Linked DNA regions of Mus musculus: regions 2, 3, 4 and 5 are each linked to region 1. Evidence: chromatin loops called from intact Hi-C (ENCODE). Cell type or tissue: left cerebral cortex. All regions are shown on one strand. Links, peaks and the distances in the headings refer to the core of each region. The heading gives the core; the rest is flanking DNA.

The links. A loop is a pair of places that touch in the nucleus more often than their neighbours do. Peaks named below come from ENCODE experiments on the same cell type or tissue, not always from the same donor. Only the 100,000 strongest peaks of a DNase experiment are listed, where the experiment ranks them.
Region 2: it touches region 1 in a loop (2.7-fold over the local background); 7 of 42 quality-filtered maps call a loop at or near these places.
Region 3: it touches region 1 in a loop (2.3-fold over the local background); 7 of 42 quality-filtered maps call a loop at or near these places.
Region 4: a loop joins it to region 1, with 4 times the contacts of the local background. A loop is called at or near these places in 36 of 42 quality-filtered maps.
Region 5: a loop joins it to region 1, with 3 times the contacts of the local background. A loop is called at or near these places in 3 of 42 quality-filtered maps.

Annotation. Positions count from the first base shown.
Region 1 is chr16:43,887,766-43,892,412 of GRCm38, forward strand. It overlaps Qtrt2 (queuine tRNA-ribosyltransferase accessory subunit 2), which reads right to left and starts at 1,911. Exons shown (of 9, transcript NM_001356329.1): 1 at 1,802-1,911. It overlaps Ccdc191 (coiled-coil domain containing 191), which reads left to right and starts at 2,137. Exons shown (of 16, transcript NM_027801.1): 1 at 2,137-2,273. The coding sequence starts at 2,226. In left cerebral cortex, for the core only: CTCF peaks have their summits at 2,353 and 2,553; a DNase peak (open chromatin) is centred at 2,004; H3K4me3 peaks cover 1,818 bases; H3K27ac peaks cover 1,092 bases.
Region 2 is chr16:44,146,523-44,151,169 of GRCm38, forward strand. All of the region lies in intron 1 of Naa50 (N(alpha)-acetyltransferase 50, NatE catalytic subunit), which reads left to right. Among named protein-coding and RNA genes, the nearest start is that of Naa50, 9.1 kb to the left of the region's middle. In left cerebral cortex, for the core only: a CTCF peak has its summit at 2,710 (motif pointing left); no DNase peak of the experiment used is centred there.
Region 3 is chr16:44,138,076-44,142,722 of GRCm38, forward strand. It overlaps Atp6v1a (ATPase, H+ transporting, lysosomal V1 subunit A), which reads right to left and starts at 1,184. Exons shown (of 15, transcript NM_007508.6): 1 at 887-1,184. Naa50 (N(alpha)-acetyltransferase 50, NatE catalytic subunit) reads left to right here and starts at 1,716. Exons shown (of 5, transcript NM_001347239.1): 1 at 1,716-2,036. The coding sequence starts at 2,029. In left cerebral cortex, for the core only: CTCF peaks have their summits at 2,631 (motif pointing right) and 3,492; DNase peaks (open chromatin) are centred at 1,008, 1,275, 1,622, 2,548 and 1 more place; H3K4me3 peaks cover 3,405 bases; H3K27ac peaks cover 2,978 bases.
Region 4 is chr16:44,056,944-44,061,590 of GRCm38, forward strand. It overlaps a transcript of Gramd1c not described here. Among named protein-coding and RNA genes, the nearest start is that of Gramd1c, 17 kb to the left of the region's middle. In left cerebral cortex, for the core only: a CTCF peak has its summit at 2,021 (motif pointing left); DNase peaks (open chromatin) are centred at 2,010 and 3,894; H3K4me3 peaks cover 317 bases.
Region 5 is chr16:43,976,598-43,981,244 of GRCm38, forward strand. Zdhhc23 (zinc finger, DHHC domain containing 23) reads right to left here and starts at 3,212. Exons shown (of 5, transcript NM_001007460.2): 1 at 2,862-3,212; 2 at 2,311-2,579. The coding sequence starts at 2,453. It overlaps Gramd1c (GRAM domain containing 1C), which reads right to left. Exons shown (of 17, transcript NM_001359085.1): 17 at 3,753-4,647. Gm46552 (a long non-coding RNA gene) reads left to right here and starts at 3,276. Exons shown (of 2, transcript XR_001781930.1): 1 at 3,276-3,641. In left cerebral cortex, for the core only: no CTCF peak of the experiment used is centred there; DNase peaks (open chromatin) are centred at 2,397, 2,776, 2,951, 3,092 and 1 more place; H3K4me3 peaks cover 2,070 bases; H3K27ac peaks cover 1,331 bases.

The DNA.
Region 1 (4,647 bases), core at 388-4,387:
CATATATACATGTACACAAAAATATTCATACACAGAAAAGAAAAATAAACCTTTAAGAAACAAAGAAAAGGAGGAAGGAAGGATCCAGCAGAGAATGCTGGCACATAATTTAATTCTATCACCTGGGAGGCAGAGAGACAGGCAAATCTCTGTTAAGTTTGAGGCCAGCCTGACTCTAGAGTGTGTTTCAGGCCAGACAGGGCTACAGAATGAGACACCACCCCAACAACAAAAAAAGCAAATGGTAACTTCATCCATTGAAAGGCCTAACAATCATAGTAGTTACATTTATTGGGTACTTACCATGCTTGATACATTAACTACATTAACCCTCAAAACAAATACAACACAGACCCTACTCACCTTTATTTTATAAACTAGTCAAGTGAAGCTAATAAAGTCGCTGTGGGGTGTGAGTAAGAATGGCCCCCACAGGCTCATATATTTGAATGCTTAGTCACCAGGGAGTTGTACTATTTGAAAGGATTAGAAGGATAAGAGTTATGGACTTGTTGGAGGAAATGTGTCACTGGCTTTTAGGTTTCAAAAGTACATGCCAATTCTCTTTGTTCCTATGGATGAGAATGCAGTTCTCAGCTACTGCTCAGGCGTCTGCCTGCATGCCAACATGCTTCCTGCTGTGATGATAATGGACTAAACCTCTAAAACTGTAAGCAAGCCCTCAATCAAACGTTTTCTTTTATAACAGTTGCTTTGGTCATGGTGTCTCTTCACAGCAACAGAACAGTGACTAAGACAGTTACCAGTAGTAACTGGCAGAGTTGTTACTGGAATTATAGATGTATTAGTTTTAGAGGCTATAATATAGGCTAGTGGCTTAAAAGAAACTGAAATTTGTCAAATACAATGTTTCCATATTAACTGTGATAGTTCCCATTTTGCTACAGTGTAATTGTTCTTTTCCCATCTTGCCCCTCTACCTCTAAGCCATCTTCTCCAAATTGACAGCCTTTCTCCAGACTCATCCAAACATTTAAACACACTTGTTCTCCAAAAATGGACACACACTGTATTATATGCACTTCTCTGAACTCTGCTTTTCATTCAGGAAAAAATAGGCACACCTTCCAAAAAATCGCCATGAAACTAACTCTTCCAAAAGAACTAACTACCATTGAGACAGCGGAAAGTCTGAACGTAACACAGCCCATTCAACAATGTTCTTACTGGTTCACACTCAAGTTAGAGGGCAGGTGCTAGGTCTATGGGGCACAGCTTTCCTTATCATATTTCCACCAGTTTATAGTTTGGTTTAGATTCCCTGGCAGAATGTTTTACACACGTTGCTTTTTCAATCATTACAATACTCCCAGGGTTTAGGTACAATCCCATTTTGCCAGTAAGTAAGCTGAATTGCCAACAAGTGGCCGGGTCCAAAGCTCCAGTTCTGAATTTCTGCCCTGCCTTGAAAGCACACACGCCTTCAGTGGGCTGTTCATGACAACATCCAGGCATGGCTATTTAGATTCAATTTTCCCTTAGTTCCATTAGCCATCCCAGGAGCCCTAGACTTTCCTATTCGTATAGCTTCCCAAGTAACTGCTAAACTCAGAAAAACTTGCAGCTGAGAAGCTCATTCTCTGGCAGAGGCCAGGAGAACGGAGGTCCTTTTCTTTCTGAACTGTAACTGGCAATCACACTGGGAGACTCGGAGCTGGCAAAAGCCTAGACCAACAAGAAACCAAGTAATGACGAGGTGGGAACAAGACTGCAACGCAATAAAAAAAAAAAAAAAGTGGGCGCTATTCACCCTCCCTCAACAAGGAAAAGGAACACTCACCGGTTGATAACACAACTCCGCACCCTCAGGACCCTTAAACTCTTCGCAAGAGATAACACGTGTTCCGACTCGTAGAACCCTTGGCCCACTAAACCACGGTCTCCGCCGCAGAGCCAATCCGGAATTTCTGCGTCATCACCAAGCGCCAGAATTACGCAAAGGCCCTGCTAAAGAAGCCCAGTGACCTCCGCCGATGCCATAGTAACAGCGTGAAAGCAAGCTTCCCGCGCAACGCCTCCTGGGAGTAGTAGTTCCGGAATGTCTGACCCCTGTCTAGCTGCTAGGTGGCAGAACTACAACTCCCAGAACCACCTGAAAGCAGTCTGGGAGGAGGCGCAGTTGTCTCTGTTGTGGCCGAAGTCTAGGCCCGAGAGTGCAAAACGTGCTGCTGGCGCCCCAGGGAGGGTCCGCCTCAAAGAAGAAGATGGAGCTGAGTCGCTGGAAACGGTTATCAAGGAAGCTGAATCTCAAGGTGATCCCAGTCGGGAGCTTTGAGGAACATGGGCCGGCCCTAGGCGCCACACAGTCCTGAAGCCAGCCGCTTCCCGCCCTGCGCTTCCTCACTCTTCCCCCGGGGGCATCCTTACCTGGCCTTGGCTACCCTAGAGCCTGCACAGCCCTAGGTAGCGTGATTTAAGGAGCCAAAGGGTCTGTGTACTCACTACTGTGATGGGCTGCATCCTGTAAGGATTATTTCTATCTATGGAGAGGTCTCCTAGTGTCCATCATGGTGAGGGGAATTTGCCCCTAATCCTTACTCTGCCACCAATTTTAGGAAACTTTCCGCACATTTTCTTCTGCCCCCTTCAAATCTGAGTTAAGGGGTCTTTAAAAGGAAAAAAAAAATCATCACACGAAATTCTCTGACGTTATCCCTTATATCTTTCCCTTTCCAGTTTTACACAAGGTATCTAAAATGAACCCAGAAGTCCAGATGGTTGTATCTCAATACTTTATCCATATGGTTATCTCTAAATTTCACGAGCATTCAAAGTTAGAGCCTCCCTGTATCTCTTACCTCTTCTGTGTATTAGCACCTAAAGGCATCAGGAGGTTGAGGAAGAATTGGGGTGGGGGTGGGGGGTAATTAAAAATAAAAGAGACACCATTTAAAACTTGGAACATTACAAAAGTCACAGCCATGCAAAGTCACAGCCACACCAAGTGTGCCTTCCAGAATACCTCTTAACAGTCACAAAAATAGATGCTTTAAATGTAAAGGAGAGTATTGAAATGGAGGGGCTTCAGCTTTCAGCAGCAGAGCAGTTTCACCAGCTGCTCTTACCTTTCAGTTTTACTTTCCTGTAAAAAGAAAAAAAAATCCTCTTAGACGAGTGGCTTTTGTGGGGGCCCCAGGTAATCATTCTTGTGGGTTATCCTAAATATAGCAGCTGTGTGCACAGGGCACATTCCGCTTAGTGAAAACCATGCTCCAGATACCAGAGGGCACAGGCCAGAGCATTAGTGAGTGGAAACTGAGGTTGCTCCATTGCATAATAGATGGGGCCCGAAATAGCATATGAATATAGATTTGATGATGCAAGGCAAAAAAAAAAAAAAAAAAAAAATTGGGACAACTTAGAACTACAAAAAGAGGGATTTTTCCCCCCTGATAGTGCTCATTATTACTGTCTAGAGGATAAAGTAAAATCCATGAGCGCCTTGAAATTCAACTGTGTTTGAATAAGATCAGCTCTTTCTTTGTTGCCATGACAGTTATTTAGACAGAACAGCTGCATTAATTGTGTGTAAGGTGAGATGAAGGTGAAGTGTTAGGTAAGTGAGGGAGGATATTATACCCTTTACAGCAACTTTCTTGTGCCAGTTGATTGGTTTCTTGTCCCGTTGTTTTAAAAAAAAAAAAAAACAAACCCCGAATATTTTTGCAAAGCAAATCCCCTTGCTTACTCAGTGGCTGTTAGAGTTCTGTGAGCTTCTGGATGTCAGAGAACAGAGGAGGCTCCCTGTGGTCTCCATTTCTCAGTTCAGGTTAATAGCTGACTGATCTGGGTAGAGATTAATTTGTTTCGTTCGTTTTAGGCTTGGTACAACAGTACAAGTTGAGTAGTTTTGTTCCACACCCCCCACTCCTGTTTTATCAGACATCTCAGGTGTAGGAAGGACTGGAAGGCATCTGGCTACTTCTACAAACAGGAAAAGAAAGGACCATAACAGTCGTTAAGCAGAAAATGGCAGAAAGAGGTGAACTAAACAGTGTTTGTATGGGTTTCATGAGAAGTAATGTTTCTATACCCGAATATAGAATACATACTTCTATACGTTGACTCTTAGCCCTGGAGAACTAAGACATAAAAAAAAAAATGCTGATGCCTAGACTACAGACCTAGTACATTACAATCTCAAGGTAGCCAGGAGTGATAAGGATGTCACAGACAAGGCCTCCTGTTTCTTCTCCTGTGGTTTAATGCGCGTTCCCTGCTAGTCAGTGCTGAACTTGCCAGTGAAAAGTTGGGAGGAAAGGATGAAGGCTACCTTTCCATATGCTTTAGTGAGAAGACAGCTTAAAGACAGTAGTGTTGCTGAAGCTATTGCTATGCATTAATAGTTTGTATCTATTTCCTACAGTCTTCATTTGAGCCTGATAATGTGGGGCACTGGATTAAGGTAAGGCATTTCAAAATCAAACAGGAAGCATAAGGCTCAGGTGTCATGATAGATCTCCAGTGTGCATACAGGTGACTGTTGCTATTCCTGTACGATTTTGTATGTCACCTCAATTTTAGATTTTCTAACATCTTTCATTATTCTGTTGCTTTTCGTGAGGTGGCTTAAGTATAAACAAGAAAACAAGTCGATGCACATGCCTTTCCACTAGCATGAGCATT
Region 2 (4,647 bases), core at 343-4,342, 260 kb after region 1:
CTGAGCCATCTCACCAGCCCAGCAGTGTGCTCTTTAAAGGCAAAACCTGCAAGGGAGAAAATTTTGGGAAAACCTTAAGAAAATTGAAGAAAAGACACTAGCTACCATTTTAGCCAAGAGTGATATAAATTTTGGGTTGTGAACGCCTTTAATTCCTCCAGAGGCAAAAATAGGTGGCTCTCTGAATTAAACTCCAACCTCATCTACAGATGGAGTTTCAGGACAATCAGGGTCACAGAGAAATCCTGTCTTTAAAAAAAAACAAACAAACAAAAATTTTTGTCTGCATGTGCTGTGACTACACATGACTATTTGAAAAATAATAGAAATAACAGTTTTTAAGTAGATTTTGAGTACATATTCACTTTAGTTTTACTTTTCTGATTAAATAATTAGCATTTTCTTTTGATACAAAACTTTTATTTAGTGAAGTTGGACATTTTCTACTTTTAGTGGTCATTTGTATTTCTTGTAACTAGCTTTTTTTTTTTTTAAGATCATGATCTTTATCAACTGCCAAAACTTTAAAAATAAAAATAATGTTCTTGGAAAAAATGTAGTTGAGGGGCTGGAGAGATGGCTCAGTAGTTAAGAGCGCCGACTGCTCTTCCGAAGGTCCGGAGTTCAAATCCCAGCAACCACATGGTGGCTCACAACCATCTGTAACGAAATCTGATGCCCTCTTCTGGAGTGTCTGAAGACAGCTACAGTGTACTTACATATAATAAATAAATCTTTTTTTAAAAAAATGTAGTTGAGCTGGACGGTGGTGGTGCATGCCTTTAGTCCTAGCACTTGGGAGGCAGAGGCAGGCGGATTTCTGAGTTCGAGGACAGCCAGGGCTACACAGAGAAACCCTGTCTTGAAAAAAATCGAAAAAACAAAAAGAAAAAAAGAGAGAGAGAGAGAGAGAAAATGTAGTTGAAACATTCAGATCAGTTTTATGGAGCAAGAAGTTGGAAGCTGAGTCTAGATCAGTATCCATCCATAGGAATGGCTTTATTATATATTATGCAATGCTAAGGTGTTTGATTTGTAAGACTGTACAACTGGGATTTTTGATGTTGCTTGTTTTGAGATTTTGTAGCCTAGGCTGGACTTGATCTTCAGGACCTCTGCCTCTAAGTGCTGGCATTACTGATGTGCCTGCTATACTCTAATCCTGCTGAAGGGTTTTTAAACAGAACAGAAATCAAACTTTTTTTAAAATCCTGATTTATCTATATTTATTGTGATGGCATTCTCTCCTTGCCTCATATTACCTTCTTCCATTAATTATACTTTTCAGAATTCAAGCTGAAATAATGGCTTGAGCTGTCCTGCAAAAGGAAAAGTATGGGAATCATAACATTAAAGAAATGGATTTAATAAGTATTAAAATAGAACATAAAGTGTAGGTTTCTATCTGGCAGAAGAGGCTACTCATCTCTATGATCATGTGAAAGGGTCAGGGACAAGATAAACCCTTCATAGGCATGGCTCCAAGTACCTATTTCCTCTAGTTAGACCTAGCTTCTCCTAGTCACCCATTCAGTGTGAATCTGTTAGTGAAGTTAGAATCCCTGTGGTCCAGTACCTTTCAGTAACCCTACTACTTGGGGACAACTCTTGAACATATTCAATCATGATACATAAAGTATACCTCAAAACTAACTTTCTATATTGTCTGAATCGAGCTGTAATTGAATAAATGAGGCTATTCATGAAAGTAGAGAAAAGAGATAGCCTCCAATGGGCAAAAGCTAGGGATCTGATGATGTGCAGCCCCAAGGAGTATCCAATCTAAAATGCCAGCAGTTACATATTAAGAGGCCTTACTTTAAACTCTAGATGAGAAGCCCAAACCTATCAACTGACTCTTTGATTTACTGACAATACTGTCTTACATTTTGGAGTTTGGTAGAGAAGATAAGTGTAAAAGTTAATGCTTAAGTAGGGCTTGTCGGTCCACTTTGGAAGAGGATTGGTAGTTCGGGGTCATGCTAAGCTGCAAAAAACAAGTCCCAGGCCAGCCTTGGCTACAAGAGATACTGTCTTTAAAGTTTAAAGGAATTGGGAGAGGGGAGGACAGACATAGTAATAGAAATTTCAGTAATCGAAAAAGAAAAGCCTTTTGAGCAGTTAGTATATTCAAGCCATGTTTTTGACCTTTCATGTCATTTACTGAAAGTCAGGGTTAAATTAAGTCCTATTAATCAGGAAGGGGAGAAATCTATTTTAATATCTCAAAATTTTTTACTGACCTTAGTCATACTTTGACCTCTGCTAAAATATACTTTGAGTTTGATGTAGATGCACCCTTATGGGGCATGTATCCCTCTCTCTAACCTTAAGGAATACAGGTGATTCCTCTGAGGGAATATGATAGAGTGGATCTCTCAGTATAATGAAAATTCCTAGAAATGCCCAAGTATACCTTTATTTGTAAATATTTTCTACAGGCGCATTCTCTGTTGGAGCGTTAATTTAATCTCTGGGCTCAGAGGTTTCTATGGCACCTTCAACAAAAAATACTGAAAATCAGATTAACTAGTTACAATTTTGTTCCAAGATAGGTTCAATAGGTAGCCATTGAATGAATAAGCAGGTATAGGGAGTTTCTCTGCATTTATTTTTGCTGTTATAAGTAAGTCAGACCTGGGTGGGGGGTGGGAGGTCATTTTTGTGGAGTCATATCTCCATCTTGTGGTCTCTCAGAATATTGCCACTAAATTTGTTTTAAATTTTTGAGCATAATTGTATTATCTTAATAACTTGATACATTTGGGTGTTTTCTACAGTTTGGTCTCTCTAAAACTCACCCTGAAAACTGAGTTCCCATCTAAACAGTATTGAGAAATGTGAATGGCAGGTGGTTAAGTTATAGGGCTCTGTGCTCCTGAATGAATTGAAACCTTTGTTACTGTTACAGAGTCTGTTATAAAAAAGAAGAGCGGAGATCTTTTCCTCCCTATTCTTAAATTATGTGGTGACTGTTAATATAACAAGACCACCAGCCAGATGTGATCCTTCAGTCTTGCATTGCTCTCTAGAACTGTGAGCTACATAAACTTTTAGTCATAAGTTTGCTCACCCTGTGATGTCCTATTGCATCAGCAGACAGTGACCCAAAAGAGTGCTTATTATCTAATGGATGCATAATTTTACAACATGGCTTACAAGAGCTGGTCTGGGCCATGAATTTGTACTGCAAAACTGGAGAGACTTGACACAGGCTGATGATCCCTGGAGCCATACTGTCCTAAAGACTATAAATATCTATATGCATTTTTGTATTTTCTGTTTGATTTTATTGCAATCCCTAGTCTAGTAATTCTTAAATGAAGATGACGTGGGGTTTGATTGCTATAGATTTGAAAATCAGAAAACAATGTCACATTATTTAGTTGAGCTAAGAAAAGTTTTGTCCTCATAATTGCTGTCTTTGGCTTTCTGTAATTCGGATTGTAAACTTGAGTACCAGTAGGAATGATATAGATGAGAGATAGATGAGTAAATCATAAGAGTCTTCTCGTGTGATTTAAGTTGGCAGCCACTTGAAAGGAACAAGGGATGGGTCAAATGCTCTGATCACTTGTCTGACTTAAGTTTTAGGCCAACAATATAGGGTTCTTGCTCTTACTTCTGAAATTCATAAGTTCCTTGTTTTTGTTTTGTTTGTCTGTCTGTGTGACCCTGGCTGTCCTGGAACTCACTCTGTAGACCAGGCTGGCCTCGAACTCACTCTGCCTCCCAGTTCTGGGATTAAAGGAATAAGACACCACCGCTGGACTCTTCTAGTATTTCTATAGTGTGTTGGAAGTAACAATTCTCAAAAGTAGTCTGTTACATTATCATTTTATGTAAAAAGTCTTGAAGTACATTCTCTCTACGACTTTTTGCTTGTTTTGACTCATTTAACACCAGCATTGCTTTAAGTCACGTTTGGTAATATTTAAACTTAAGCACATAAAGATCTTTTAAGGTCATTATTTCCTTAAAAGTGACACTAATGAAAGATAACATTAGAATGAAGGCTCAGTGGAATCACCTTGGATTTAATTTCTCTCACAAATATCCATACAAGGTATACATACATGTAATATGTATTTGTTGTACAGATTTGCACCAAAAGCAGACTTAATAACTGGACGGCTTGATATAGTTGGAGGTTGAAATGTTAAAATTTGAAGATTTTTGTTTACAAAAATAAGATGTATATGTGAATGCATTTCTGTCTTTCTACAATGTTAGAATTTATTAACATTGAATTCACAAGGTTTAATGATTTCAGTGGCAGCAATTTGCCAGGTAGTCTGGTTAAAGTGAATGCAAAAGGTTTTTTGTTGTTGGTTTGATTTTGAGATGGTTTTTCTATATAGCTGTGGCTGTCCTGGAATGGCTATGTAGACCATAGTGAACTAGACCTCAGAATTCCTCTTTGCCTCTGCCTCCCAAGTGTTGGAATTAAAGGTGTATGCCATCATGTCTGACAGATGTAAGTTCTATAAATTCACATCTAAATTGTTAGTGTAGGCTTATCACATAGCAAGTAATGTTTACATATCTAATTATGTGTATATATGTGGTTTGTACAATGAATACAAGTCAGAGAGGCTATAACAAAAGTTGAGGTTTCAGAAGTGAGCTAAGCATCTGTATTGATAA
Region 3 (4,647 bases), core at 352-4,351, 250 kb after region 1:
ACTTAAAAGAAATGTCAAAAAGGAATGACCCACAGGCAGAAAACATGAAGTCAGTAATGTCTAGACTCGATCTTCTAGTCTTTAAACTATACACACATGGATTTGGATTAATGATGTTTTCAGCCTGATCAGTTTCCGTAAAATTACTTCCCCTTCGGGAAAACCTCGTCACTTTCCCATAAGCTAGTCTGGGTCTCCAGCCCAACAAGGCAACACCACCTTTCATCACCTTCCCAACCAACCGAGACTGTCGCATTACCAACACCCTGTTCTGAGGAGAGTACAACCACCTTCTCTCCGAAAAAAAAGGTGTAAGGCCCGCTCTTACCCTTCCAGTCTCATCTGAAGACTCCCTGAACCTCTGCAAGGATGTCGGCAAACCCTTAGGATCACTGAGAACGCACATTTGTGGGGAAAGCCCTTCAGTGTGACTCTGCAGTGAGGGCCATCTCAGTGACATCCCCTCCCAAGCCTGTCTCACCGGAGACGCCTCTGCCTCCCGGGGTTTTCCTACCATCCGGATCACCCGGGCCATGGCCTTTCCCAAGGAAGGAGTTTAGGGGAATGGGATCCGTCGGTTGTTGCAGACCCCCAAGAAATAGCTAACACAATCCTACCACCTGAATCAGCCCCAAAGGCTCCAAATAGGGAACCATAATGGCCGTACTCGCTCTCAACCCAGGGAAAAGGTGGGCATCATAATCCCTAGTCAATGGACCACGGTGATGGTGAAGGGCCAGGGGTCTAGCAGAAATGAGCTCCTCGCCCGTGCAGGAGGACAACGGAAAGGGAGCCCCAAGCATCCGCAGGCCGCGATTCACACACCCTATCTGCTCTCACCCTGTCAATCGTCCCCACCAGCCACGAGTTACCTGTCGCACCTCACCTGCCCGGGCTCGAAATGCAGAAAGTGTACCTAGACGGGACCCAGAGGCTCTGTCACTGAGAGAGGGGAAGTCTTCAGCTGCAGGAGGCGGGCCAGTCCTAGCTAGTCATGTGTCCTCAAGCCCCACCCCGCTTCCCCTCGCCCGTCACGCCGCGTCTCGCAGGCTTAAATCTTTGCGGACCGCCTTGGATGTGAATGGTTCCGCGACTTCAGAAAAGCGTTAGTTTCTTTTTCTTTTCTTTTTCTTTTTTTTTTTACAATGACGGGGGTTACAGAAACTACAGTACAGAAGACGAGGATGGCAAGGGTTAAAGTGCATTGCTAAGGAAGTGACGCTAAGTCACGCTCTAGGGACCGGAAATGGCCATGAGTCCCGCCTCTAAGGCCCCAGTAAAATCCTGGGCTGGAAGACGTTAAGCCTATCACGTGATTTAAAAAAAAAAAAACCCTGTGAGGTTTGCCTGCTGGAGGATCGCCAAGTTATCCGGACCCATCACTACCTTTTGAATTTAAAACACATTTACTGCAAGTTCCCATGGGCTTTCTTACATTGAGAAGAATCCGTTTTACAAAACCCTATTAGTCGGCCAGAGGGTTTGAAGGTCACTGGAGGGCTAGAAAGGAATCGGGGTGGGGGGCGGGAAAGGCTGATCCTGCTGGCTTGAAAGCGAGAGAAGGGTGGAAAGATCCGGATTTTGCCGCCGGAGCCTACCAAGCCAGATCCCCTAGAGAGTGTCGCAAAGGGTGGGAGGAGCTAGCGGGCCGTAGGCCCGGCCCCTGGAGAGCGGGGGGCGGGGAATCCTGGCGGCGCGGAGCACTGCGCCTGCGCGCGACGCGGCGGCCGCGCCGGCGCGTTGAGGGGCGGGGTGAAAGGTCACAGCGCGGCGGCGGGTCTGGCTGGCGGCAGCTGCGGGCGGGAGCCGAGTGTCCCGAGTGCACGTGTGGAGGAGCGGCGGCGGCGGCAGCGCGGCGGCAGATTTCCCCGCGTCTCCCGGAGCCTCAGGGCCTGGCTTGGCTTCTCAGCCAAAAGACCGGCGTGTGGGGTTGAGTGGTCTGAGCTCAGGGCGCGGGCGGAGAGCTCCGGGCGACGAGGACGACGGCGTTGGCGGCGGCTGTAACGACGGCCTCAGCAGACGGGGAAGATGAAAGGGTGAGGAAGGGCAGCTGGCGGGGGTGTGGGGGGGACCCCGGCGGCCGGGGCCCAGGAGAGGGGCGTGGGTCGATGGACAGGGAGAGCGCTGCGGGGAAGAGACGCGCGCGAAGCCCGGGCGGAGGGTCATGGCCGGGCTTCCCCGGTCCCGCGGCTCCCGGAGGGGGGCGGAGGCTAGGCCGGCTGTTGGCGGGCTGAAGGGCCGACGGAGGCAAGGGCGCGAGTCCACGGTTTCACGTGTGTGCACCGCCTGAGATCACGGGGAGGAGGAATGAGGCGCCCGGGGGCCTCTTCCCGGGAGCGCACCACCGAGCCACCTGAAGGTGCTCCTCCAGATCCGGGAACGGCGCTGTGGCCGCGGGCTTTGACACGTTGCGGGTTTTCTTAAGACTTGTGGGCCGTGCAGAACCTTCTGGAGGGAAAAGGAATTGGAATAAAGAGCACGGGGGATGAGTGCTAGGAGCTAGTGACTCAACGGACTTGGGTTGGGTCAGAGCGAGTGGAGGAAGGCGGGCGGTCGGGAGGGGAGGGGGAATAAACTGGAGCGGTGTAGACTTTGGGGTGCCAAAATGTTTAAGGAAGTAGCCATGGATCAGTAGGTGGAGCTATTGCTTCAGTGGTGTGTGTGTGTGTGTGTGTGTGTGTGTTGCCCCCCCCCTCCAGTGCAAGGAGGAGAGCTGCTGCTTTTGCTCTTCGTTAGCAAAGTTGAGGTTTAATCTTGCAAATCTTCCGTAACATTAGAAGTTATTTTGGTTTAACTGTTCCCGTTTGATAGGAAGTATTTCCTTTCCATTGATTTATATACTGTTACAGTATTTAGCGTCGCGAGTTTTGGAGGTTGCCTTTACTTACAGTCATTAGAAGAAAAAAAAAGAAAGCTTAAACATATTAAACGGTCTTTTCTTTCTAAGTCAGCTGAAAATTATAACTACAGTTTCAGTTAGTTGTTTATTCAACATCGTTTTATGGAGAGCGAAGTAAGTCGTTTCTCCAAACAAGCTTGTTCTGTGTAAAATGAAGGTCCCATACCTCTGAAATGATTCTGAGAAAGTTTTGATTTTAAATCTAAATAGAAAACATTTTTTCTAAACTCTGGTTTGCTTTAAATGTTAGTTTTTCATTCGGTGTTTTTTGGGTTTTATTTTTGGCATTTTTGGGGGGATGTTTGCTCCACCTGAGCCATGATCCAGGATGCTTGGTAATTTTTAAAAATATGATCCAGTTATTTTTAGGAAGTTTTATTTTTCTAGTAGAGTACGACTTTGATGCTGTCATTTTTTTCTACTCATTGCTACACACTCAGAACATACTTGTCATGTTCTGTTATAGTAAAAGCAATGAAGATAACAAGACTAAGAAATTATTCTGGATGTTTAGGTTAAAAATATTGGGTCTAGTTCAATTTCAAGTGTAGGATTAGTCTTTCTGATACTTGACAATAGAAATGGAACCACACCGTGGTGCTGTTGGCAGTCTATTGGAACTTTTATCTAGTATACTCTTGAAGCAATTCTACTTTATTAACTAACTGGAGTTCTTGGAATTGAAGCAAAGTATTCGGTGCTCTGCAAGTACTCTGCCACTGAGCTACGTCCCCAGCACTTTATTTTGAGGTAGAGTCTCACTAAGTTGCTCAGGCTGACGCTGAACTTGGCAACAATCTTCTTGCCTCCCTCAGCCCTTTGAGTTGCTAGTATTACGGGCTTGAGCCACCAGCACCAGCTGGCTCTTTGTATTTAAATAGATATTTAAGTGTAACACGATGGAGGCAGATGCCTAGAAATGCGTTACTGGGCAAACTTGGAATTGTTGAATCCATATTTTAGGCCAGTAGTTAGGCTCAAAATTAAGACTCCTTAAGTAAATTGTTTTATTTTTTTAGGGTTGAGGGCTTAGAATTGGGTTCTGGACTAAACAACTTTTAAGATGATTTCACAGGTATATTTGATTTTTCCCTAACTAACTCCCAATAAGCACGGGACTTAAAATTTTCCTTTCCTTCCTTTTAAGATACTAAAATGAGATCAGGGTATAGTGCAGTTTTACTTTGTTGTTTTGTTTTATTAAGATGTTAATGTCCTTGAGATACAGAACTTGTATAAATGTCTTCTGTATTCAGTCTCCAGACTCTTCATTGGAAAGACTCTATTCCATGAATTTTCTTTGAAGTTTTATTTGCTAAAGTTTTATTGTATATTGAGCTTACCAAACATAGTTAAATAGATGAATCTGAAGTTTAGAAAACTGAAACACCCCCTCCTATGATTTAAATTTTGGGCATTGAAACTTTTTAAGCTTACTTTTAAAAATGTTTTTATTTCATATTTTTTACTTTAGTATTCTTATTAGTAATAGCAACAGGATATCCAGTTGTAAATCATGTATTTTCCTTATCTCCATAGTAGATAATTTTGCAATTAATAACTACTGTATTTTTATGTGCATATCTAGAAAAACGAGAACTACATTATTAGACTATTTGCTCTTTCCAGTGAGGTCTTTTTTTTTTTTTTTATGGACCAAAGACTTGGCTTGAATTTGTGGTTGGTAAGCTGATTTCTTCCCCCCCCCCCCCCCCCCCCCCCCCCGGCAGGGTTTCTCTGTGTAGCCC
Region 4 (4,647 bases), core at 329-4,328, 170 kb after region 1:
AGGTTCCTTAACTTCTGGGAAAGTCTCTCAAATTCTCAAGATGTCATTCTGATCTTTAAGTTCATTCAATGTGAATGTATACAAAAATTCCTAAGACTGTGAAATTATCTTAGAGACCTAAACAGAGGCAATGAAGACCTTTGATGCTTTGCAAATTTTAAAACATGTAAGTCATCTGGACATCTTGTAAAGCAAACAAACAAACAAACAAACAAACATCTCAATCTAGTCATTGAGCCCAAGATGTTGTATTTTATCCAGATCATAGACGGCGATGGTTCTGTTGCCCCCTACACCTTCAGATGCAAGCGTCTGGTTTCCAAAGTGTTATTCTGTTGTTCTTTCCTTCTATAACTGTCTTGCTTTAAGTCATCCAAGAGTAACCACAGCTACTTAACCCTCAGAGCTATAAAATTTCCTCAGTTACATCAATATCAGCTACAAAAAATAAGCTTAGCCAGACTTTACACAGAGAATGAGAGATCCTGGAACACATAGCCCTAAATGGGATGTCCCCATCAAATTCTCCCTACCCCTTAGAGCTCAGGTAAGCCACAGGAAGAAGGGACAGAGAGAGTGTAAGAGGCAGAGAGGATAGAGGACACCAAGCAAACGAGGGCCTCTAAGGCAACATGAGTAAACTCATATGAACCCACAGACACCGAGGCAAAAACACAGAACCTGCGTGGGTCTGCATCCATGCAACATGTAGGTCCTCTGTGTATATGTTGTGGCCTCTAGCTTAGTGTTTTTATGGGACTCCCGAGTGTGGGAACAAGTGGGTCTCTGGTTCTTGTGCCTTCTCTTGGGCTCTTTTCCTTCTGCTGGTTTGTCTTTTCTAACCTCAACATGATAGTTTTTTATTTATCTTATTATATTGTATTTTGTTACATTCTATTATTACTCTTTTCTAATGAGAGTCAGAAAGGAAGTGGACTCAGACAAGCGAGGAGGTGGAGAGGGCCTGGGAAGAGGGTGGGAGGGAGAACCACAATCAGAATATATTACGTAAAGGGGGGAAAATCTGTTTTCAACAAAAGGGGAAAAAAACTAAGTCTCAGGAGTCCAAGGCTAGCCCTAGCCGCATAGCAAATAGGAGAGCAGCCTGGACAACTTAGGATACTTCTGTCTCTCCCCTACCCATAAAAGTTTCTAAATGATATATAGATTTTTTTCTAAGTTTCCAAGAATGATATAGTTGATACAAATGGCATGATTTTGTTTATGTTATTTTAGTGTATTTCTTAGCAATAACATATTTTCCTTAGGTTGTGGCTAACCAAAAATAAAACATAGCCTTATGATGTTAAGTCTTTTACTACGAGGAAGTAAGAGCTTACTAGCTGTGTGAAGAGTCAGTAACAGCCATGCACTGACTTCTTAATTATAAAGAGGATGGCAGCCTGTGTACTACTCTTTATAGCCTGTTGATACCATGTCCTTTAATGACTATTCTCATGGATACAGGATACCCAAGGTGGGTTTCCCGTAAACCAATACTGGAATTATGGTTGCTGTGTGACGCTCTTTAAACCTCATTTCTAGTTGTAAGGCATGATATTTCTATCAAATACCAAAATCCTCATAGGAATTGCTGGCTTTGGAATGAGCCATTAAAATAACAAATGTTAGCATTCACACAGTGACAGACACGTTCTCCTATTACACTCCACAGTCTCAGTGTGCCTACTGGGAAGTCGTAGTCTCTTTTTATGTGGGGAAACTGGAAGGATAACAGAGTTACACTTAAGATAGATCTGAAGATCTAACTTAATAACCCATCTTCTAGCCATTACACACTGCAGAGCATGCATTGTGAAGCTGTGCTTGCCACGGGAACCGATTCCTTGAATGAAAATTACATAAAATAGCTTGGACTCAGAAACATAGTTTATGCGATGTTAGCATCTTTCCAATACGGCTGATAACACTAAGCACACAGTCCAATTGTAAGGCAGTATTTTCACAAGGAGACAAACAGATCACTGCACTCCACCGACCAGACAACAGCGCCTTCTAGTGGCCAAACGAAAATTAGTGAGAACTGTCATTGGGTCTCGGAAGTCACAACATCTGAAATCTTGAAGCTAACCACAAAGGATTAAATAAATTGTTGTAGAATTAAAGAGAATTTGTATTCAAGATTAAAAGATACTACCCAAAAGCTCCAGTCGCCGCTCCAATTATGTGTGCTCTGTCCCTGTTTTTTGGCTGATACTATATTCTCATCCACAACAGGGCCAGGACTTTCCTCGGGCTCTTCCTGTAGCTCCGTCGCAAGACTTGAATCCCCTTCATTTACTATCTGCAAATAAACGCCAACAATTTAAGTTTCTTATCCACAAATGGCACTTTAAAAGAAAAACGTGTTCTGAATATATAAATTACTTTTAAATTTCATTTTTAAGCTTTCTTTTTATAAACACCTTAAATTATTTATTTGTGTGTGTCCGTCATGTGCGCCCCGAGGATCGAACTCCCGTGGTCAGGTTTAGGGGTAGGCACCACTAACCCATCCTGCCAGTCCAATAAATTAACTTCTAAAGAAAAAATATTTGAACACTTAGAAGATGGAAATTAGTGGCTGGAGAGATGACTCCGTTGGCAAAGTGCTTCCTGAACAGGACTGAGGACCCAGACTTAAACGCCCCACCCCACCCCACCCCAGCATCCACATATAAGTTGGGCATGAGTCTAGTGCAGATGGTGATGCAACAGGTGGACTACTGAGGCTCAATGGCAAGTAAATCTTGTTGAATTGGTGAGCTCTATGTTCAACAGAGACCTTTATCAAAATATAAGGTGGGGTGACTGACAAGATACCCCACATTGACCCGTACACATATTCATACACCACAAACACATATATGCTCACAAAAGACAGGAACGAATGTCTTTGCTTCCTCCCATTTGTCATGTATACACGCAGCAAACATCTTCCAACCACTACCATTTGCTAGGTAGTTGCTGGTACTAGAAATACAAAAAATAGGGGGCTGGAGAGATGGCTCGGTGGTTAAAGAACACTGACTGCTCTTCCAAAGGTCCTGAGTTCAAATCCCAGCAACCACATGGCAGCTCACAACCATCTGTAATGGAATCTGATGCCCTCTTCTGGAATGTCTGAAGGCAGCTACAGTGTACTTACATATAATAAATAAATAAATCTTGGGGCTGGAGCAAGCAGGGCTTGAGCGAGAAGGGAAAAAAAAAGACGTTAAAAAAAAAAAAAGCAATGTAATGAGAGTATGGCCACTGTGGAGAAGTATCTGCAATGCCCGTATTTGGAAGGAAGATGGGGAGGATGATGGACAGCAGGCATTATAAGAGATCATGACGCACCGGGCTCCATGAACATCATTACTATTGCTGTTCCTTAGCCTTCTTCATAGCAAGGCCATTCCTTGGGGTTACAAGGAAAAGCACCGAGGGCACCAGGCAGTAGATCAAATGTGTTAAGTCTACCCAATTTAAGCCCGGGCTCTTAAATCCTATGAAGTAACCATGGAAGGTGCCAACCCTGGTGACACTGATTTGTGGCTCTCTGGAGGGAAAGATTCACAAACCATGCTAGGGTACAGAGAAGGACACCCACCAAAGGAGGGATCGACAAACCTGGACACGGGGGCGGGGGGAGGAACAAACAAAAGTCTATAATTTGACCCAGTTAGAAATACAGTATTTATTAATTTTTATAAGGATTCCCTCTTCTCCCAAATCTTCAGATCGTTTCTCCAATTTCTTACGTGTTTGTTTGTTTGTTTGTTTGATGCGTATGGTGCTTTGCCGACATGTGTGTCTGTGCACTGTGCGCATGCCTGCTGTCCTCAGATGTCCTGGAACTGAGTCACAGATAGTCGTGAGTCACCATGCGGGGGCTGGGAATTGAACACCAGTCCTCCGTAAGAACAACGAGTGCCCCTAACCACTGAGCCATCTCTTCAGCTCCGTCATGAAAATAACTTCATGAAAAAAGTTGACTTTCGTGTCTCTGTCACATAGCTAATGAATTAACTTCAACGCTTGCTGGAGATACATCCACTAGCAAATCCCCATGGCTCCCATCAGCACGGTTACCGCTCATGGTCTCTGGGGAGTTATTTACACAGAACAAACAACAAGGGTTGCTGGGCTTGCTTCACTTCGACCTTGGCCATCAACATCACTGCCCTAGGTTGGTGAATAGTTCAGCAGGTGAGGACATTTAGTTGCTAAGCCTGAAGACTTCAGGTCAATACCCAGAGCCCATGAGGTGAATGGAGAAAACCAACCTCGCAGGCTGTCCTCTCACTTCAACACATGCGACATGGCACACACACACACACACACACACACACACACGTTCGAGCTCTCCATAAATGAATGAATAAATGAATGGTACCTTATTTAAATTATTCATGGTCACCTAGGCCCGCGAAATGTTACTGCCCACGTTTAGGTGTGTCTCCTCTGTCTGCCCTTCACAGGCAGGTCCAGCGGCTTGCCTCTCTGATAGTTTAGATCCTGTCAAGGTGACATGGCACTGTCAAGTGCAAACGTTACCGACAAGAGCTCAACTGAGCCAAATCTAGACTTCGTGATGCAACTGTTGCATGAGGGCGTGCGTGTGCGGCCTTCCCTGCCCTCTTTGCTGACACAGAGGCCACA
Region 5 (4,647 bases), core at 341-4,340, 89 kb after region 1:
CATTGCCTTGTGTACCAGTGGGTATGGGACCACTGCAGAGAGCCTCACCAGGCAATGCCTAGGAAAGCTGTAGGGGAAGAACTGACCAGGACCCAGGATGGTGGAGCCAGCCACCCACAAGCTCTGTGCAACCACAAGACTCCAATGCATGAGAGCTACAGTAGGAGCAAAGCCATACTTCTAGCTCAGCACTGTGTCTGGAAGGTAGGATATTTGCATCACACATGTCATTTGTCCTGTGGGTATGGGATGTGCCATTCCTTTTCTCATTTCTCTTTCCCACCCTGGGAATGTCTTTCAAAGAATGTCCCACTATTGTGTTTTGAAAGTTCACAGTCTGTTATTTCTTCTTTACTTTTTATTAGTTTATGTGTACAGTGTTTTGCCTACATGTATATACCATGTATCACATGTGTGCCTCGTACCCACTGAGGTCAGAGGACCATGTTGGCTCCCTTGGGACTGGAATTACAGGCAGTTGTAGATTCACGTGGGTGTTGGGAATTGAACCCTGGTCCTCTGCAAGAGCAAGAAGCACTCCTAACCTCTCTACTGCCAACAGCCTGTTAGTCACAGGCCCACAGCTTCATGCAGAGGCCTTCATGAGTTTCACCCATTTCTGATTTACTCGATGCCACCCAGACCACTCTGGAAACTTAAGATGTCTGTGCTGACATTTGAATGATTAAATATTGGAGGTTGTTAGGAGGTACGGGGTATGTTTTTCATGTGAAGACATTCTTTGGAGGGGGCAGAGGTAGACTGCAAATGATCCAATATTAGTGGCTAAAATTCATGTAGTTCAAACCTAACTCTCGGTGCAATCTTATTCAGAGGTGGGGCTCTTGGGAAGTGTGAGGTCAACAGAACACACTGTGGATGAGATTAACATCCACACAAAAGAAGACCAAGAAAGGCAGGGTTTTCATCCATTCTGCTGGGTGGGGATACACTGAGCAGATACCACCCATGAGGAAGAGGGGCCACACTAGATACTAAATCTGCCAGCACTTGGACTTTGGGTTTCTCCACCTTTAGAACCGTAGACAGTCCACTTCCATCACTTGTAATGTACCCACTCTGAAGTATTTTGTTGCAGCAGCCTAAGTGGACTAAGACAGGCGAGAAAGAAAAGGTAGTTTAGGTAAAAATAACTGTAGGCTTTTTTTTTAAAGGCACGACACACCTTAAAGTGAATGGGAGATATCACCTGGAGTCAGAGAGTAGTAGGAGTGGTGGGAACAGGGCAGCCTGTCTCCAGGAAAAAAGATAGGGCAGAGGAGAGAACTCAGGACAGCTCAGGCCCCAAGGGCTAGGAGAGAGGAAGAGTTAGCAAAGTTAGTGGCAAAGCCATGGTCCTTCCTGAATGATGGCCATTATGGAACTGGCATACACTCTCCATTCCTTAGTGCAAAGTGCTCTATTTTCCTCAGGATGGATTTTAGACTAAGTCTCAAGAAGCTATATTTAAGGCTACCTATTTAAAAAGAAATACTATAGAAAGAGACAAGGAACAAAGAGGTAATGGGCTTTACCAGTCAAGAGTGACAGAAGACTGCAGTGGTCCCCATGCAAAGCTGTTCTTGGCCTGATTAACAATCTACAGTCACCATGACTGTGTAGCCAGAAGGGACAATTTCTGGGAAAAGCTTGTCTCCAACATCCCTCTTCCTATCACTTTATGCCTTCCATAAGCAGATGTTTAAAATATATATATTTAGAAAAATGGCTAAAAGCAGTTTATTGCTGCTTGATACAAACTGGTTTTAACAGAGGTTAAAAACTCTCTTTTTAGATAGCAATCTCCATCGCTGAGATTGTGGTAAAAGTAAAGGCCAAAGATAAGACAATATTCCAACCAGGACTGTGTTGCTACACACAGAAAAACAGTCACTCCCCACAAGGTGTACATGGCCTCTCTCTCTGGAAATACAGGGTGAACTGAGAACAGAGAAGCTATCTTTTACCCTTCAAGTTCATGTGACCACGTGAGAACAACCCCATGCATGGGTCCTACTAAGATCACTGAAAATACAGAACTTTCTGGAGTGTCCATTTAAACTTGCAGTGTGTGTGCTGGATTGCGTTCTTATATACATCTAATCTACCCTACTATCCTCCATGATCCTTTAAAATGAAAACTGTTAAAATCCTCACACCTGACAGCAAAAAACCAATCCTCTATTTTAGATCCTTTGGAATAGCAAGAACAAACCTCAGCATTCTGGACGGCAAACCTGAAGGAATATATATACATATGTAGGTCTCAACAGAACCAGTGGGGTCAGCATCTGGAAACTGTAAGCTTACCTGTCACAGCCTTCATCGAGGTCTTGACAATCACACAAACAGGCAGCCACGTGGTTCTTTTCCCCATTTCGATCTATGTATTCGCAACAGCACAGGGGCTCCAATTCAGGTTCTTCGGTTTTCTTTTTTTTGACTGGCTTCATATTGCCCTTTAGTGTACGGATTTGTACCTGTCACCATGAGGCATAAGAAGCTCACAGAAGGTAAAGGTGGCAAGAACTCAACTCACATCCTGTAAACACATCCTTGCTTCTCATTAACGCCAACGCCTGAGCAATAAAAAAATGAAAAGGGGGGAAGGGTCCTGCTTTCATCAGGCTTTTCGGGCTCCGCGTGGCCTGACAGGAGGGTTCCTTGACTTCTGGGGCTCTGAGCACCTTCCCCTCCCCTTCCCAGCTAGGCTAGCAACATCTGGGCACCAGCCGTTCCCATGGCGACAGCCGACCACGCGGCCCGGGACAGCAGAGCTAGGGCGGCCCAGTTCACCTGAGGGTGCCGGCTCAAAGGGCCGGGCTGTCCCCACCCCAAGGCTGCGCGCCGTGGAAACTCACCCTCGCAGGTGCAGGCAGCGACGCCCTGGCGCTGCAACCACCCACCGGCCCGGGGATGCCAGGAGCCCCAGCAGCCCCGAGGTCGCCCGTCCAGCCCACTCCGAACCCGCCGCTCCGAGGGCGTGGGCGGGCCTGGAGAATGACCTTGGCGGGGAAGTTACCTGCCCTCCCGACAGAGGCGGGGACCGGGAGGAGGACCGACTCCCCTGGGCGCGGCTGAGCCTGCGACCCCGCACGGCAGGCTCGGGAGTGCCGGGCGGAGTCGCCCACCTGTGAGCACCGCCGGTGCGCGCGCCTGCCGAGCGAGCCAGTCGCCCCCGGTCGCCGCTCCGCAGGTCGGCGCGCGCTTCCGGGTGCCCCGCCCCCGGCGCCGGGATCCCGCCGCCCGCACGTGCGCCGCCTGCCCACGAGGCCCCTCCCCCGCCGCGCTCCGGCCGGGCCACCTCGCACCTGCGCCGGGGCCCTCGCGGTGCCGCCGGGGTGCGGGATCGGACCCCGGCGCTCGCGCGCCGCCAGAGTTCCGCCGGTCGCCTGCGGTCCTCCAGCGCCGGCAACAGGCGTTGGGGTTCGATCCGCACCTTGGCCGCCTTCAGAGGTGCCACCCCACGAGTCGCCCGCCTTCCCTTGAGGCCCGCTGTGGACCCCAAGCCCGGCTTATCCAACTTGTTCTCGCTCGCGAGTCCTGGAGGATGGAGCTGCTTTCCAGCCAGGCCTCGGTGGTACTTTTGATTCAGTAGTCTGCACATTTGCAATGAAATTGCCCAAGAGAGTCCCCTCTGGGTTTGTATTGCAGCACAAATCTGTAAGAACTATGGGCCTACGTACAGGTTTTCCCTACCCCAGGCTTTCTAGGTTTTGGTTTGGTTTTAAGCAGAAACAGAAGAAAAAACGACAACTTAAACATTTCCGGTTTTATTGAAGTCAATCCATACATAACAGATTAAGATCTCATTAATTCTACGTACATATTTAGTGTTTTATCTACAAAGTGACGTTGGTAATCTTTGAGGTATATGGTGAAGTGCTTTAAGAGAAACCACAAAAGCATTCACTTTGACAGTTAACATTTTTCTAAATTTAACAATCTGAAGTTTCTAATCCAGTCACTCAAACTCACAGCCAGAGACTTCCTATGTTCTTATCACAAACAAAACAGAACAGAACAGAACAGAACAAAACAAAGCAGAACAGAACAGAACAGAACAGAAGGTATTACTCCGAAGCCCCCTGCCCCAGGGAGATTAGTTAGGATTCATGAAGAGAAACCCTTCCCTTTAGCCAGTATTTTTATTCCCTACAGGCGTCTCAAAAACATTGTTAGCAATGACATTTGGCTTTGGTGACACTGAGGGAAAGGAAACATTGACTAAAGGCAATGGATATTCAATAAAAATAAATATATGTGCGTGTTCTAGAAAGACAGCTAGAGAACAAAACAATAAATACGTCCTGAACATTTCCTAAATCCCGGGGGACGCAGCTAATTTCAAGTCAAGTCGCCAAGTCCTTATTTTCACAAACCACTGGTGCTGACACAAGTGCCTGAGTGGTTTTCCCGAGAGCCCAAGCTTGCGCCTCTCAACTCCGGTCAGCTTGCATGCCCCCCAGTCTTTATTGCTGAGTGCAAGTTTGTGTCCAGCTTATAATTTGCCAGCAAGACAAGTTAGCTGCTACTGAAAAGTGATTAATTATTTTCTACCTGATGGGCCACCTCTATCATGGGTGTTGCTAAGCTGAATCTAAGCATTACTCATGGACTCAATTTGATCTGTCATGGAATGCCCAG